2 separate regions of the Homo sapiens genome follow, and region 2 is linked to region 1. A link is an interaction called in ENCODE POLR2A ChIA-PET data of the cell type or tissue named here. Cell type or tissue: MCF 10A. All regions are shown on one strand. Each heading gives the region's core, and the rest is flanking DNA. Links, peaks and the distances in the headings are about the cores only.

Region 1 (2,925 bases), core at 241-2,740:
GAAACATTCCCTAATTTCTGTCACAGAGTAAGACCCGTTGTTATACGTCTCACCTGACCATGTACCTCTACTTAGCATTTAACACGTGTAATTTTGTATGTATTGGTTTGATTAATGTCAGAACCACTAGATTGTAAACTCCATGAGGACCGGAATTTTGTTTCTGTCATTGTCATTGTTCAACTTTGTATTTTTTATGCCTCATACAGTGCCTGGCACATAGTAGGTGCTCAATTAACTTTATTGAAAGAATAAAATGAATGGATGAGGTATCAAGGATGTTTTTCAGATATCAAATTCTTCCTTTCAGTTTGATTGAAGGGAGATGAAACACAGAAAACTAGTTGCTGGTAGTTATTAAAAGGGGGGCAAACTTCTTGAATCCAAAGGAGAAAAAAAGATGGGAGGGTGGAATGGGAATATTTGCCATACTGTGGGCTTCTGGATTTTGAATATGTGAACTTACAGTTGATTTATCACAAAACAAAATTAGCATATCACTTAATGGTACTACAATGCCAGAATGTCATCTGGCTTTGATTGTAACATATGATGTGGCTGTTGCGATCTGCCAATATTCTCAGCTAAACAGATGGAAGTAAGTCCAAAAGAGTAGTGGGTGAAGTAGTTTCTCCTTGGGAAATTGACTAATACTCAGAATTAATTTCAGCTGTGCCTAATTCCTTACGGTCCAAACAATCTCCTTTTAGTCTGTACTTTGAAGTGCTATAGAAAGTAAATTTTGTTTCAATTTTCCTTTTAGAATATATAAATACCAAAAGGTAGAGATACACAGTATGTAGAAGCAGTAGTGTTTTTAAAATGCAAATTTCATTAAATTATAATACTTGATTTTTTTTTTTTTTGAGACAGGATCTTGCTCTGTCACCCAGGCTGGAGTGTAGTGGCACAATCATAACTCACTGTAGCTTCCAGCTTCCAGCTCAAGCAATCCTCCCCCGTCAGCGTCCCATGTAGCTGGGCCTACAGGTGTGTGCCACCACACCCAGCTATTTTTTTTTTTCTTTGTAGAGATGGAGTCTCACTCTGTTGCCCAAGCTGGTCTTGAACCCCTGCCTCCCAAAATGGTGGGATTTCAGGCATAAGCCACCATGCCCAGCCAATACTTGATACTTTTTTTTTTGTTTGTTAGGTGGAGTCTTGCTCTGTCACCCAGGCTGGAGTACAATGGCACAGTCTCGGCTCACTGCAACCTTTGCCTCCCAGGTTCAAGCAGTTCTCCTGCCTCAGCCTCCCAAGTAGCTGGGACTACAGGTGCACGCCACCACACCCAGCTCATTTTTTTTTTGTATTTTTAGGCGAGAGGGTTTCACCATGTTGGCCAGGCTGGTTTTGAACTTCTGACCTCAGGTGATCCGCCTGCCTCAGCCTCCCAAAGTACTAGGATTACAGGCGTGAGCCACCACTCCCAGCCACTTAATACATTTTTAATTTTTGGGTTCTTAAGATCGATTTTTTGAGATGTAAAAAATGAAAGCGTGAAACAATGTAAGCATGATGATTTTTTATAAACCATTAGATGTTAGACAATAATTGTAAATTTTAAAGAAATTCATGTGAATGTTAAAATACTGAAATTTAGCATATATGTTGTCAACAGTATTGTTACAATCTTAGCAGGTTTGAGAATTTGAAACCTTTTAGGGAAGCATATTAAAAAATACAAACTCAATGTTTTTCCTGCTATATATATAGTATTATAAATTATGCACAATAAATTTTTGGTCCCAGAAAAAACACATCACTTAATAAAAATAGTAATCTGGGTTTTTTTTTAATTCTGAAATCATTTAGACAGAAAGGTAATATTATATAACTTATAAGTTAGTTTTTATTTTCAACATGCTGTCATTAACAAAAAAATTTGTTATTTACAAACTATACTATTTGAATGGTAAGTGAAATTTCTTGTATTATTTTAAAATTTATTGGTTAATTTATTGACCCAGTTTACCTGAATTTCTCATATTAATTCTTCATTGTGTTTAGGAATACTTGAGCATTATGAAGGATAGGAAAGTATATAGCGAAGTGATGAACCTTTCTTGCAACCATTCAGCAGAAGCATTTTGATTTATATGACAAGAACTCAAATACTCAAAATGTCATCAAGAATGATAATTTTTTTGAAGAAAAATAGACATGCAAATAAATGTTTAAGAAAAAGATGGCCAGGCATGGTTGTTCACACCTGTAATCCCAGCACTTTGGGAGGCTGAGGCGGGTGGATCACTTGAGGTCAGGAGTTCATGACCAGCCTGGCCAACATGGTGAAACCCCGTCTCTACTAAAAATACAAAAATTAGCCGGTCATGGTGGTGCTCATCTGTAGTCCCCGCTACTTGGGAGGTTGAGGCAGGAGAATTGCTTGAACCTGGGAGGCAGAGGCTGCAGTGAGCCAAGGTCGCACCACTGCACTCCAGCCTGGGCGACACAGCGAGACTCTGTCTCAAAAAAAAAAAAGAAAAAAAAAATCAGAAGTGTCTAGGCCGGCACGGTGGCTCACACCTGTAATCACAGCACTTTGGGAAGTCGAGGCAGGTGGATCATTTGAGGTGAGGAGTGTGAGACCAGCCTGGTCAACATGGTGAAACCCTGTCTCTACTAAAAATACAAAAAAATGAGCTGGGCGTGGTGGCACACACCTGTAATCCCAGCTACTTGGGAGGCTGAAGCACGAGAATTGCTTGAACCTGGGAGGCAGAGGTTGCAGTGAGCTGAGATCATGCCACTGCACTCTAGCCTAGGTGACAGAGTGAGAAGTTGTCTCAAAAAAAAAAAAAAGTATCACTGAAGGATATGGGTAAAATAAATGTATAGGGGTATGATGAAAGTCCATCCTTCATAATATTTAAAATCACTCCAAGCCCGGGCTCGGTGGCTCATGCCTATAATCCCAGCACT
Region 2 (2,863 bases), core at 364-2,863, 110 kb after region 1:
AATTTACTCTCTGGTGAAAGTGTTCCACTCATAGGGGTTAAGGTATCACATCCCACAGAGTCTGAAGTTGAGAGAACGGGAAGTACAAATTACCCAACTTGGCTACTGAGGATGGACAAATTTCCCAAGTGGGTTAAGTGGTGAGTGCTGCCAATTCTACTTCTACCCCTTAGTTCCCACACCCATGCTAAGGGGACAGAACATCGTGTAATGATCATTGGTTTGACTCATCTACTGCGCTGTAGAGCAGCAGTTCCAACCTTTTTGGCACCAGAGACTGCTTTTGTGGAAGTCAATTTTTCCATGGACAGAGGTGGGAGGCTGGGATGGGGAGAGTGGTTGGTTTCAGGATGAAATTGTTCTGCCTTAGGCATTAGATTCTCATAAGGAGCATGCAACCTAGAGCCCTTGCATGCATAGTTCACAGTAGAGTTCACCTCCTATGAGAATCTAATGCCACTCCTGATCTGTCAAGAGACAGCGCTCAGGCGATAATGCTTGCTTCCTTGCTGCTCACCTCCTGCTGTGCAGCCTGGTTCCTCACAGGCCATGGAGAGTTACCTCTCTGCAGGCTGGAGATTGGGGACCTCTGTTTAAGAGGATGGGGCACCAATCCTTTAGACAGTTATTCTAAAGCTGAGCCTTTTGGCCATCAGCTTGATGGAATGCTAGTGGTTCATCAGCTTGATGGAGTGCTAGAATGGCCATAAAAGGTGAGACTGGTGGATCCTATGCTAGTAAATATGACCTGGCAGAGGCAAAAAAGGCAAAAGCATGTTTGAATAACCATCAGGCCCATTGAGGATGAATTGCTGTGCCTTCCAAGGTGGAAAGGAATTTGATGTAATCAACCTGCCACAAATGTCTGATTGGCTTTTTTGAGGGATGGTTCTGTATTGAGGGGCCACTTTGGGCCAGTACTTATTGGTCAGACATTCAGCACTGTCAATAGCTAGATTACCCTTGGTGAGAGGGAGTATATGCTTTTATGCCCATGCATAGCCTCCATCCCTGACATTATGGCTAGTCAGTTTCCATGTCCACTGTGCAACCATTGTGATGGCTGAGGACAAAGATTGGCTGACATTCATTGGATGGGTCATCTTTTCCATCTGGTTGTTCAATGCTGCCTCTACTATAGATGCTTTGTTAGGTATTCACACCTATAGGGTCATCCACATGCCTCCTTCTCAGACCTCCTTGTATCTGATCATGAAGTATTGCTTCTTCCAGGCATCTGATCAATTAGCAGAACCACTAGCCCCTGCCCAACAATTGATATTGTTCTCACCTCAAACCACTTCTTTCTTCATGTAAAGTTATGAAGCTCTGCCTGATGGATTTCCTTTCACCACTGTCCTTTAGAACAGTGCTACTCAAACTGATCATGTGAAGGAACTATATATGGGTTTGTTTTCAGTTCAACATGAGTGATCTTTTTGTAAAATATAAAACTACAGTTATTACAGCAATGTCAAATTGCTCTAATGTTTCCAAATATGTACTCTCACTTTTAATAATTATTTTGTCGACTTACAAAAATAAATTTATGAATTGGCACTAGTCTATGGATTACACTTTGAGTAACATTGCAGTAGTTCATCCTTGCCTTGGGCTATAGTGTGACAGTAGTTTTCCTCTTGCACCAACGTATTTAGCTGACTCATCCATGAGCCGTATGGTTTTTTTGCAGGAAGCATTCTGAGGGTGGCACAAATTGTTATTCCACCTGGCCAAAATATTCTTTCTGATTTATTATTTGGGCCAGGGACAGAGCAGAAGTGATACCAGGGGCTTTCTTTGTCCCTTTCTATTATAATGGCTCTTGTTTCATAGTTCAGAGAACCAGTGTTTGGATTCTAGCTGCTTCTAAGTATATCCATCTCAATTATGTACTCAGGGACCAGGTACGTGACCAGTTGGTGGGTCTGGAGACCCATTGGGCTGATGGTGAGATGGACTTGAGTCAGGGCTCCATTTATTATCTGGCTTCCAAATGCTCTTACTCTAACTGGGAGACCACAAAGCTATTTTGGATACCCTGGTATAAGTGTCAGCTTAGAGCCTATATCCAATAGCCCTGAAAGGTTTGGGTATTCCACTTTCACCAGTGTATATACTGGCATATGGTGCCATATACTCTGTTATATGGCAGCACTTCCCCTTAAAGAATTATTGGAGAAACATTAGCTCTTTCGCTCAAGAGGACTTAGCCTCCCCTTGATGGGCTCTGGGTCTGAGAACTGCCTTAGATCCAGAAAAGGAACATCGATCTTCTGTTTAGTTCTTGGTCTTCTTTGCAAATATAAATAAAAAATTAACCTTATTAACTACTTGTCATAGGTTGAATTGTGTAATGAGTAACCATGAGATCATACTGGGGTAGGTTGTGCCCCTAATCCAATGTGGCTGGTATTCTTATCAAAAAGAAAATATTGACACAGAAATGTACACAAGGAGAATGTCATGTGAAGATGAAGGCAGAGATTGGGGTGATGCTTCTATAAGTTAATGAACGCAACAGAATGCCAGAAAACCACCAGAAGATAGGAGAGAGTCATGGAACAGATTCACCCAGCCCTTAAAAGGAACCAACAATGTCTTGATCTTGGACTTCTGGCCTTCAAAACTGTGAGACGGTAAATTTCTCTTGTTTAAGTCACTTAGTTCGTGACAGCAGCCCTAGCAACAAATACATTACCCATCTCTTTTGCTTCTATAAACAAAATGGCTAATGACTTATCAACCATTGCCACAGACCCCTGCAGGTCAAGCTCTCTGGTTACTGCTCTGACCTTACTACCTTTAATGGCGTGCATTCACCTTGCTTCTGATGGCTAAGTGCCACCTCTGATGCCTGTTA

The links. Peaks named below come from ENCODE experiments on the same cell type or tissue, not always from the same donor. Only the 100,000 strongest peaks of a DNase experiment are listed, where the experiment ranks them.
Region 2: POLR2A ChIA-PET joins it to region 1 with 5 read pairs; 2 of 35 experiments call an interaction of 5 or more read pairs at or near these places.

What each region holds. Positions count from the first base shown.
Region 1 is chr12:100,029,672-100,032,596 of GRCh38, reverse strand. No RefSeq gene overlaps it. Among named protein-coding and RNA genes, the nearest start is that of ANKS1B, 46 kb to the right of the region's middle. In MCF 10A, for the core only: no CTCF peak of the experiment used is centred there; no DNase peak of the experiment used is centred there.
Region 2 is chr12:99,915,542-99,918,404 of GRCh38, reverse strand. The region is part of intron 1 of ANKS1B (ankyrin repeat and sterile alpha motif domain containing 1B); the gene reads left to right. Among named protein-coding and RNA genes, the nearest start is that of ANKS1B, 68 kb to the left of the region's middle. In MCF 10A, for the core only: no CTCF peak of the experiment used is centred there; a DNase peak (open chromatin) is centred at 1,644.